Linked DNA regions of Homo sapiens: region 2 is linked to region 1. The links are chromatin loops, found by intact Hi-C in ENCODE. Cell type or tissue: ovary. All regions are shown on one strand. Links, peaks and the distances in the headings refer to the core of each region. The heading gives the core; the rest is flanking DNA.

The links. Peaks named below come from ENCODE experiments on the same cell type or tissue, not always from the same donor. Only the 100,000 strongest peaks of a DNase experiment are listed, where the experiment ranks them.
Region 2: it touches region 1 in a loop (3-fold over the local background); 4 of 110 quality-filtered maps call a loop at or near these places.

Annotation. Positions count from the first base shown.
Region 1 is chr9:93,586,995-93,592,359 of GRCh38, reverse strand. All of the region lies in intron 1 of PHF2 (PHD finger protein 2), which reads right to left. Among named protein-coding and RNA genes, the nearest start is that of MIR548AU, 5.2 kb to the left of the region's middle. RefSeq lists a silencer at 2,319-2,613 and an enhancer at 3,651-4,151. In ovary, for the core only: no CTCF peak of the experiment used is centred there; a DNase peak (open chromatin) is centred at 2,520.
Region 2 is chr9:93,642,606-93,647,970 of GRCh38, reverse strand. PHF2 (PHD finger protein 2) reads right to left here. Exons shown (of 22, transcript NM_005392.4): 4 at 2,182-2,342. Among named protein-coding and RNA genes, the nearest start is that of MIR548AU, 50 kb to the right of the region's middle. RefSeq lists an enhancer at 3,650-4,490. In ovary, for the core only: no CTCF peak of the experiment used is centred there; DNase peaks (open chromatin) are centred at 2,310, 2,670 and 3,400.

The DNA of each region.
Region 1 (5,365 bases), core at 157-5,156:
CTCCCCAAATGAGTAAAGAATGGGCCCGCCCTGAGTGTTGTGTCTGCCTGGGATCACCCCGCTGCTCCCACAGTGGGGACCAGCAGCCCCTGCAGAGGCAACTATCTTCCCAGGGATCCCCCAGGAGTTTGAGAAAAAGACCCTGAGATCCCAGCAGGCCAGGAACAGAAGTGTGGCCCCAGTGAAAAAGGGCTCCTGGGAGGTGCACACTGAGAGCCCCTGGCCCTGCCACCCATCACAAGGTGGCAGGACTGGGGACCTCCAAGAATGGGGACCAAGGTGTCCCTGGTTAAGGCAGAATTACAATGACCCCTGGGTAAAGAGTGAAATGCACAAACACCAGAGAAGGCAGGAAGCAGAGTGGGCGCTGAGCAGCTGGGGAAGGAGCTGGCTCTCCCAGCAATGCCCTCGGGCAGGTATGTATTCACAGCCCAGAGCCTCAAGGCCTCTGCAGGTGAGCAGCCAGACTAGGAGCAGGCCACACAGCTAGGTCCCCGAGCAACGGCCAAGCATCTGGGGTTGAGGTCCCTGTGGGGCACTGGGCTCTTGACAGATGCTCTCTCGGGCTTCTTCCTCTGACTCCCTTGCTAGGGAAGCTGTGACGTAGATTATCACTCATCAAGGCCAGAGGCAGAGGGGATCCCTGCACTCAGACATGTAGGCCAGGACACCCCACCCACATGGACCCTGCCCAGGGTCTGGAGTCTTCCTAGGATCGAAGCTGAATTCTGTTACAGTGATTTCATTCAGAGAAAAAAATTCAGTGTAAGGGAAAGAATAGGTCAAGGGAGGAAGCAGGGACTCTGGTCCCCACCCTGCCCCTAACTCACTGTGCAGCTTCAGTTTCCCGCTTGTGAAAAGAGGCTTGCTCCCTGAGACGCCCCCAGTCCACACGTCCTACTCACATGGTATGCAGAGGCAGGTGCCCGTGCAGCAAGGCCACGGTACAGCCTGCTCCTGAATGGGTGCCTAGCCCAATCCCAAACTGTTCTACTAGACTTGGCTTTTAACAGAGACGAGTTCAGAAGACTAATTTCATTACATCTTCCTTTCCAAAGAGTAGTTTAAAATCTAATAAAATAATACACATTTGGCATCTAGAAGAAACTATGATCAGGAAAAAGCATCTGTGGCCATAAGTGGTTATGACAGACACGGTCAGGGCCAGACAAATGTCAGTGGGGAGAGGGGTGCTGGGACCTTGAGTCCCAGCAGACTGTGAGTGAGCATGGGTCACAGGAGGCACGGCTGCTGGCCCCCATGACAGGGCCTCACCCACCACATGTCTGCTGAGTGATGTTGGATCCCTCGGAGGGTCACAGCAGTCTGCCACCTAACCAGGCCAAGTATGGCCCCGGAGCTGTTGGGATGTCCACACTCAAGTTGGGGAGCCACCCAGAGGTGTGTGAAGGCATCTGGGGAGAAGCGGCCCCTCAAAGGAACACAAATCATAAAGGGATATTCAAATCTCAGCAGTGCTGCTCATGTGTGCCAGGGCCATAGGACAAAGGGGAGTCAGAAACCACCACCACAACCAGAGGGGCTGAGGAGACGTGAGGACCAGCCCATGGCCTCTGGGGTGGTCCCTTCAGGGGAAGGATGCTGCAGGGAGGACTGTGGCCCCAGCAAGCCTGCAGCCTCCTTGGTGGGAATGGACACTGGCTCCTGCCACGGAGATGTAAGATGTGCACATTCAGGAACACTGGCCGGGGTATGTGGAGATGCTTGGTACCATGTTTACAACTTTTCTGTAAATCTAAAACAATTCTAAAATTAAAAGTTTATGGGGAAAATAAAGCAAATGAGGCTTGGCCTCACAACAAGAGTCAAACAAAGAGGGGTATTTAGGAAACAGATGAGCTTTCCACCTCTGTGGACTGAGCATCCAGGAAGCACCTGCCCTGGAGTTCTGTGGGGCTCCACCAGCTCTGGGGCAGGAGTGGGAGAGAGTGGAAGGGCCTGTTCCCAGCCCATCAAAGTGGGGCGCCCTTCTCATATCTACTTCTCAGGGAAAACCTGCTTTTCTGTCTTCATTAGAAAGCACCAGGGCTACTGACACAACTCTACAACTCTAGGGAGGAAAGGATTTAAAAGTGAGTGAACTCAATAATTAGATAACTGCACATTAAACCATAGTGAGGTATTCTTTTTCACCTTTCTGGTTGAATTGACAAAGATCAAAGGCTCAGAAAATGTGTTGCCCAGTGTGTAGAGAAATCAGTACAACCAATCTGACGATTTTAAAATCCGAAATGCTATATCCTTCAGCCCAGCAACTTTACTTATTTGAATATATCCAGCAGATATACATGCATACATGCACAAAAACATACAGACCAGGATAGCCAGGGAGCAACACCGCAGTGGCCTCGGATGAGAAATGAGCTACATGCCAACCAGGGGAAGCAGGAAGTGCAGGAGGAGCATGTTTGCTGGAGCCCCAGCAGTCAAGAGTGACGACCCAGGGTCACTGCAGAATCACATTCACAGCGCACTGCTGTTTGTGTGGAGAGAGGGAAAGGGGGTGGCTGTGGAAACATGAGACATCACTGGAGCTGGGAGTCCGCTCCAGAGAGAAGAACGGGGAGACAGGGGAGAGGCACGCATTCCACTGCATTTCTTTCGAATTCTCACTCTTTTTAAAATTTTTCTTACCATGTGCTAATGTTCTGTTTGCAAAATAAATTCAATCAAACAATTTCAAATGAATAAATGTAGCTGATGCCTTATCAAAATAAATAAATATAAGAAAAGACAGGTGGGTCACTGACTTTAATTTCCAAGTGATAAAGACACAATACATTCAACAGGTTAGTCATTTCTTGCCCTCAACTGGGTATAACTGTGTCCCCAGGAGACAGTTGGCAATTTCTGGAGACACTCTGGCTTGTCAAATGTGGGCGTGGGGCAAGCGGCAAGGTGCTCCTGGCACCTGCTGGGTGGAGACCAGGACTCAACATCTACAGCGCACAGAAAGCCCCTACACAAAGAATTCTCCAGCCCAGACGTCAGCCGTGCAGAGGCTGAGAAATCCCACCCACCACACACACAGTTTCCCTACACAGTGTCTGCTGTGGGGCCAGTTTCAATTATTAGAAAGGTTTCCCTCAAACTGAACCCAAATCTGCCTGCTTATAAAGCTTCCTGCTCCAAACTTTCAGTGAGCACTTGGTTCCTTCCCAGGACTGTTATTGGGACAGCTGCTTTGTAGAAGGAACTAGAGAAAGAGACATACCAGGACATGACTAAGCCTCAGAATCCCTGGACCTTGAGGGTCCTGGGAAAGCGGCTTCACCTTCCTGCTGCCTCCAAGGTCCCTCTCTTCTTCACTTGATGGAGTAAAGGATGGCCCTTCAAGTGGCCAGAGGGACTTCCCTAAACATAAATACCATCAGGTCACTCCTGGCATTGCCTTCAGGGCCACGAACAGAGACTTCATAGGGTGTTTTTTGCTTGTTTGTTTGTTTTTGAGACAGAGTCTCACTCTGTTGCCCAGGCTGGAGTGCAGTGGCGCAGTTTCGGCTCACTGCAACTTCTGCCTTCCAGGTTCAAGTGATTCTCCTGCCTCAGCCTCCCAAGTAGCTAGGATTACAGGCACCCACCAACACGCTCAGCTAATTTTTTGTATGTTTAGTACAGACAGGGTTTCACCAGGTTGGCTAGGCTGGTCTCGAACTCCTGACCTTGTGATCCGCCTGCCTCAGCCTCCCAAAGTGCTGGGATTACAGGTGTGAGCCACCGTGCCCAGCCCATAAAGTGTTTTTCTGGGGGGCAGGGAGTGCATGGCAGGGGAGTGGGGAGGGCAGCTTCAGTAAGGCTGGGCTCATCCTCTGAGTCCCACAGACTCGGGCCTCTCAGGTACAGGCTCCCTCCAGGTCTATGCCCTCTGACCTCCAAAGAGAGTTATTCTCGTTGCTGGCTTAACTTTAAGAAGGGCTGTGTCTGGCCTGAGGAATCATTTCTCACAGCCCCCAGGCTAGAACGGACCTCTCACCCTAGCTGACTCCAGAGCTCACCTGGAGCTGCTCCCCTCTATCCCGCAGTCCCATGGTCCCCAACACAACGCCACCAGGCACAAAGACAGAACCATCTTTATCCAGATGTACACCTGCGACAGGAAGTGACCTGCCTGCCTAGGGCCACACAGTGCAGGACACAGGCCCTGCCCCCAGAGCATCTGGTCAAGCACTGAGATAAACAGGTCCGCAGAGCTGTGGTTCTGCCCCCAGCTGCTGCTCAGAGACAGGGAGAGATGTGCAGTGGCCGCCCAGACCCACAGACACACGACAGTCCAGGCACCCAGCTCACTGTCATGGGGGCCTCCAGGGAGGTGACCCTGTGCTGCTTCTTTACCTGCCCACCCCGCCACACAGCCACCTCCTTCACCAGGATCCAAGTCACATGCCTTCACAGTGGGCAGGTGGCACAGACGGCCAATGGCAGGGTCAAGGGCTACCCAGCAGACAGGGGGCCCATGCTGCTGGAGAACGGACGGTCAGTGAGGCCAATGGGCAGCTCCAGGGACAGTTGGCCACTAGGTGGACCAGAGGGCTGGCTACACAGACACAGGCTGGGATCATGAGAGTCACATAACAACACTGTCCCATGAGAACCTCCAGACCAAATAGCAGCTAGTGCTTCCACCCTCCAACTGGCACTGGGGGAGCTCGGGCAGAAGCAGTGCCTGGCAAGCAGGGTGGTAGGGTTAGACACCCTCCAGTCCAGCCCTCCCACCCCTCAGAGCTCCTCCATCCCTCACCTGGGGCTCCTCCATCATCTCTCACCCAGGACTCCTCCATCATCCCTCACCCGGGGCTCCTCCATCCACTATCTGGGACTCCTCCATCATCCCTCACCCGGGGCTCCTCCATCATCCCTCACCCGGGGCTCCTCCATCCCTCATCCAGGGATCCTCCGTCATCCCTCTCCTGGGATTTCTCCGTCCCTCACCTGGGGCTCCTCCGTCCCTCATCTGAGGCTCCTCCGTCCCTCACCCAGGGCTCTTCCATCATCCCTCACCCAGGGCTCTTCCATCATCCCTCAACCAGGGCTCCTCTGTCATCCCTCACCCAGGGCTCCTCCGTCATCCCTCACCCAGGGCTCTTCCATCATCCCTCACCCAGGGCTCCTCCATCATCCCTCACCCGGGGCTCCTCTGTCCCTCACCCGAGGCTCCTCCATCCCTCACCCAAGGCTCTGCCAGCCCCTAACTAGTCTCTGGCCTCTCTCCATCTTGCCCTATACTCCATGCCTCCCACAGAACTCTGAGAGAACTTTACAGACTGCAAACTAAAGAATGTTGTGCCTTGTCCTCATCTTCCTGCACTGGGGCCAGAATGTAACTCCCACCCATGGCCAACAGGCC
Region 2 (5,365 bases), core at 307-5,306, 55 kb before region 1:
TATTTTTTAAATTGTCTGCTAGAGCTATGTACTAGAATTTTTATGGGTAAAATGATGTATATAAAAAGAATTTTTTTTTTTTGAGATGAAATCTCATTCTTTTGCCCAGGCTGGAGTGCAGTGGCACGATCTTGGCTCACTGCAACCTCCACCTCCTGGATTCAGGTGATTCTTCTGCCTCAGCCTCCCGAGGAGCTGGGACTACAGGTGCCACCACCACACCTGGCTAATTTCTGTATTTTTAGTAGAGACGGGGTTTTGCCATGTTGGCCAGGCTGGTCTCGAACTCCTGGCCTCAAGAAATCCACCCACCTCAGCCTCCTAAAGTGCTGGGATTACAGGCGTGAGCTACCATGCCTGATCAGAATTCCTTTTAAAATACTACAAAGAGAACAAAAAAGTGGGGAAACGGAAAACTGGCTGAAAGCTGGTGGCTTTTGTTTCTGGTGCTGAGTGCATGAGGGCTTACTGTTTCTCTAATTTTGTGTGTATTTAAAAAGTTCCATCATAAAAAAAAATTAAGAGGAAAAAGAAAGACATAGAAGCAACACAAACGACGAACCATCTCCTCCCTGCTTCTGCAGGGACAGCTGTGGAGGGAACACGGCCAGGGGAAAAACCAGGCCCCACCCGCATGATTAGGTGAGCCCAGGGCCTTGGTGGCAGGGCAGGACCCAGCTCTCAGAGCTGTGGAAGGGAGGAAATTAGCTCCTACGTGGGAAGAGCTTAGAAAAATGCCTGGCACTAGGCAGGCCCTCACTATATATTAGCTGTTATCCTGTGTGCACCATGCCAGGGTCTGGGAAGGTGAGAAAGAGCACTGGCCTGGCAAGCATGAACATTACAGCTGGGGTACACAAGGCTGCCTGACCAGCATTGTGCAGCAAGACAGAAACAGCCCACCTGATGGCCATGGCCCCCTCTCAGGCAAACCTGCGGTAAAGCCGAGCACAGGCGAGACCAGGGGCTGGATCCCGGCTCAGGGCAGGATCAGCCACAGAGCTAGTGCCACAGCTCCAACTATGTCCAGCCTGCCCTCCTCCTCAGTAAGAACCCCACAGAATCAGCCCCTGTGCATGGACACCCAACACCCTCACCCCAGGTCCCGGGACAAGCACTTTCTAGCCCCTCTTCCGAGATGTCTGACAGCTACCAGGGTGCTCGCTCTTCCTCTTCATGACGAGTTTGGGAGCCCAGTCTCGGTAGCCCCAGGGTGGCCATGTGGCTCCCGAGAAAAGCTGTGGCCCCAGCCCCCTGCTGAAATTGAACTTGATGGCCTCCTGGTGGGTGCCCCTATGTGCCCAGAGGCTTGTACAGGTGACTTCATTTCACCTCCAGCACACACCCCATGAAGGGTGCACAGAGGAAGAGAGTGAGCCTCAGAGTGGTGGGGCCAGTCGTCTCGGAAGCCCCAGCACTGAGAGGCCAGTGTGCCTGCCTGCCCACCTTCTGTCCTGGGGGTTTGCCCGTTCAGGGTTTTTCCTCCTCGTGCCAGCCACCCAGGCATCCCCCATGAGCACCTTGAAGCCCTGCAACCATGTGGGCCTCCATGCTTGGCCATGTGGCCACTGGCCTGTCAGGGTCACTGCTAGGTGTGCTGGCCTCTCCCTGCCACTGCCTCTTGAACGGCACCCCCACAGGTGCTTCCTCTACCCACAAGTGCCCACCTAACCCCAGTAGCTCTGGAGCTGCAAGGGGACATGAAATGGGCACTGCTGATGGCAATGGCACTGGCTAGAACCCAGACGGAATCCAGACGAGGAGATTCTGGTGCCGTGGGGGCAGGTCATGGTACAGATGAGGAAGGCCAGGCCCCTAATCAGGCAGCCAGGATGGGAACATGGGCCCGCACCACCAGGGCCTCCCAGGCATGGCAGTGTCATGTAGCACCCACAGTAATGCAATTCATAGCTGCCAGAATCAAAGGGTCTCCCAGACCAGCCCCTACTTTGCAGTCAGAGTATCTGGGAGGGCAAGGGACCTGCCAGGTCATATGTCATCTCAGTGGGACGCAGGGTCTGAACTAAGAGCACCGGGAACAGAGTACGGTGAGCCTTGAGGCTCCACTGCTCACGGCACACATGGACACAGCCAGGGCGTGGGGAAACAGCATGCACAGTGGTGGGTGTCCCAGCACTCCCAGCTCCAGCCCCAGAGCACTGTGAAGGGGATGGCGCTTACCCACGTAGTTCTCGACGTCACTGACATAGAACGTGGGGGCCGGGACAGCCAGACCCAGCCCGTCTTTCTTAGGGACGAGGATGGGCTCGGTGAAGCCGTGCTCCTCCATGTAGCCCAGCGTGAGCTGACTTCCTGGCACACGGGCCACCACGTCTTCAGCACTGCAGGGAAGCACAGGTCAGAGGCCACATTGGGCCCGAGGCCTCCTGCACCGGGACAGGTGTGGACAGGGCCTCGGTGCTGGAGAGGTGAGCCTGGGTCTGGCCACCCACCTCCCACAGCCACAGGAGGAGGCCTGGCCGTGGTGCCACAAATGGGACGATAGAGCAGCCAGGGCAGATGCCGTGCTGACTCCAGAACCCCACTGTTTGGGGGAGCAGGGACATGGGGTCTCACGTGTCACATGGAAATGTCAAGAGGTGACAAGGGCCTGTCCTTCCCAACAAGACAGAGAGGCAGGAGGCGCCTGGGCCTGAGCAAGGTCGCTCCCCAACCACCGGCACCCGGGCTGACCCATAGGTGAGGACGGGGGCAGCTCCTCCACTGCACCTCCCTTGTACCCCTTCTCGGCTAGGTGCCTCCCCATGGCAGGGCCACCGAATCACAGCTCAGGAACAAGAGCCACTAAGATGGCTCTGATATTGGGAAGACCTTGGACAAAGCCATGTGGAGAGGACAGGGGTGAAAACCAGGTCTCCTTCTGTCTCTCTCTCGCCCTGCCTAGCCTGTCCCCACATTCCTGCCCAGAGGAAGCAGCAGAGGGGCAGGGCCAGGAGGAGGCCCCTGGCTGGCAAGGATGAATGGCATGTGCGGTGACAACCCAAGGACCCGGACAAGAGCATCCTGTCCTGGCCTGCTCCCTACTAGACATGGCCACCACCACAGGGCCAGAGGCAGACGAGAGGGGCCCACAGGCAAAGGGGAAAAATGACCTTGGCAGAGCATTTACACACCCTAGGAATCCTCCCAGGGACATGAGGCCCAGGGGAAGTGTGGTCTGCCCAAGGCCATACAGCTGGACCCAGAGCCCTCAGCCCCAGCCCATGCCCCAGGCTGCCTCCTGCTCCTTGAGAGGCCCCTGGGCAGCTGTGGTCCACAGGGCCCGCTAGAACAGCCTCTGTTTGGTGACCCTGGGGACATGCTTCTATGGGATGGGCACAGTTGTGAGCAGCGCTGGGGAGGAGGACAGCAGGGAACAGGGGAAAGAGCACCCTGCAAGACAGGGCCGAGGGGAGGAGTGCACCACCCAAGGCCTCTGACGCGGACAGACAGTGGCAGGTGTGAGAATGACAGGAGCCGCAGCTGGAGGGCTCCCGCTGCACACCAGAAGCACTGGGAGCCGCCAGAATTCTTTGCACACCAGCAGCACTGGGAGCTGCTGGAATTTTTTTTTTTTTTTTTTGAGATGGAGTTTCTCTCTTGTTGCCCAGCCTGGAGTGCAATGGCGTGATCTTGGCTCACCGCAACCTCTGCCTCCCAGGTTTTAAGCAATTCTCCTGCCTCAGCCTCCTGAGTAGCTGGGATTACAGGCATGTGCCACCATGCCTGGCTAATTTTGTACTTTTAGTAGAGATGGGGTTTCACCATGTTGGTCAGGCTGGTCTCGAACTCCTGACCTCAGGTGATCCACCCACCTCGGCCTTCCAAAGTGCTGGGATTACAGGCGTGAGCCACCGCGCCCAGCCGAGCCTCTGGAATTCTAAGCAGGGCAGTGGTGTAGTCTGCGGGTTGTCCATTGCTGTGCGGACAGTGGCCTGCAGCAGGGCAGAGTGGGGGCACAGAGAGCATCAGGAGGCTCAGGGCACCATGCCTGGACTAGGGGGCAGGGAAAGGGCCAAGGGGGTTCAGGAGATCAGTAAGTCTGGTGATAGCTGAGAAAGTGGGAGGGAACAGGAAGAGGCAAATATGGACGGCCAGGAGACTGTTGTGAGTGGTGGGGGCAGAGGCGGGGCCATTTACAGAGGGCCCACGGTGGAGGGGCAGGAGCTGGGGACAGGGACAGATCTGATCTGGGGACACATGTGGTCTAAGATACCTGTCAGATTCTCCAGGGATGTGCCAGTTGGATAGACAGGCCACAAGCTCAGAAGAGCTAAAGAAGTTGTGGAGCTGAGTCCCCAGAAAAGCCTCAAGGAGAGCAGTTAACAGGACAGGAAGCAGGCAGGTGGGAGGAAATCCATCCCCAACAAAGGACAAGACTTCAAGGAACTAGAGGGCTGCAATGCCTAATTTTGCCAAGAGGGCAGTTAAGATTAGAACTGAAGAATGTCCACTGGCTTTGATCACATGGGAATAGCGTTAAGGATAAACCAGGGGGGACTAGACGGTGAGGAAGAAGAAAGAATGTGTACAGGCAACCGTGTGGGAAGCTCGAGGCATACAGACCATGCAAAGGAAGCTCTGAAAGCAACAGGGAAGGCCTCCCATCCACCTGGGCCACAGGCAGAAAATTGTCCTTGATGAATCCCAATGCCAACGTCCTAGCAGTGAGAGTTCCAAACTTGCACTAAACCCATCGGTTGGGAACCCCAAACTGGATCTGGAACTAATCTTGTGAAAACCATAAAACCTTAGCAAAAGGCAAACACAAACCGTCTTGTAGGTGGACAGCAGCCAAGGACATACTAGTCCCAATGGAATGTGACCCCTCTGAAGCACCATGCCCCACAGAAGGAGGTGAACCACCAAGAGGGTCAGTCAATAGACACACCAGTCAAAAGAGATCACCAGAACTGAGGATAATAGAACAACCGAAAAGAGATTTGAAAATAAATATACTCAACACATTCAGAAGGAAATCAAGAGGATGCGGCAAGGCACAGGGATGTATTAAAAAAGAAAAAAGACCAGGCAATATTGAAAAGGAAATTTATAGAAATTTTAGAAATAAAAAATACAATGATCAAAATTTTTTAAACTCAATGGATGCACTAAACAGTAGATGGCTGAAAAAATAGTAAATTTGAAGAAAAATTTTTAAATGATACAGAGAATACAGAAGAAATGCTACTAAAAGAGAAAACAGAGTATTTTTCAGAATTGACATGTGACTCTCCAAATTAAAGAGGCTTACTGGGTTCTAAGCAGAATAAACAAAAACAAATGTACATCTAGAGGCAATATCGTACACTCATGTACTGAGTACATCAAACAATATAAAGAAACAGCAACTAGACTAACAACA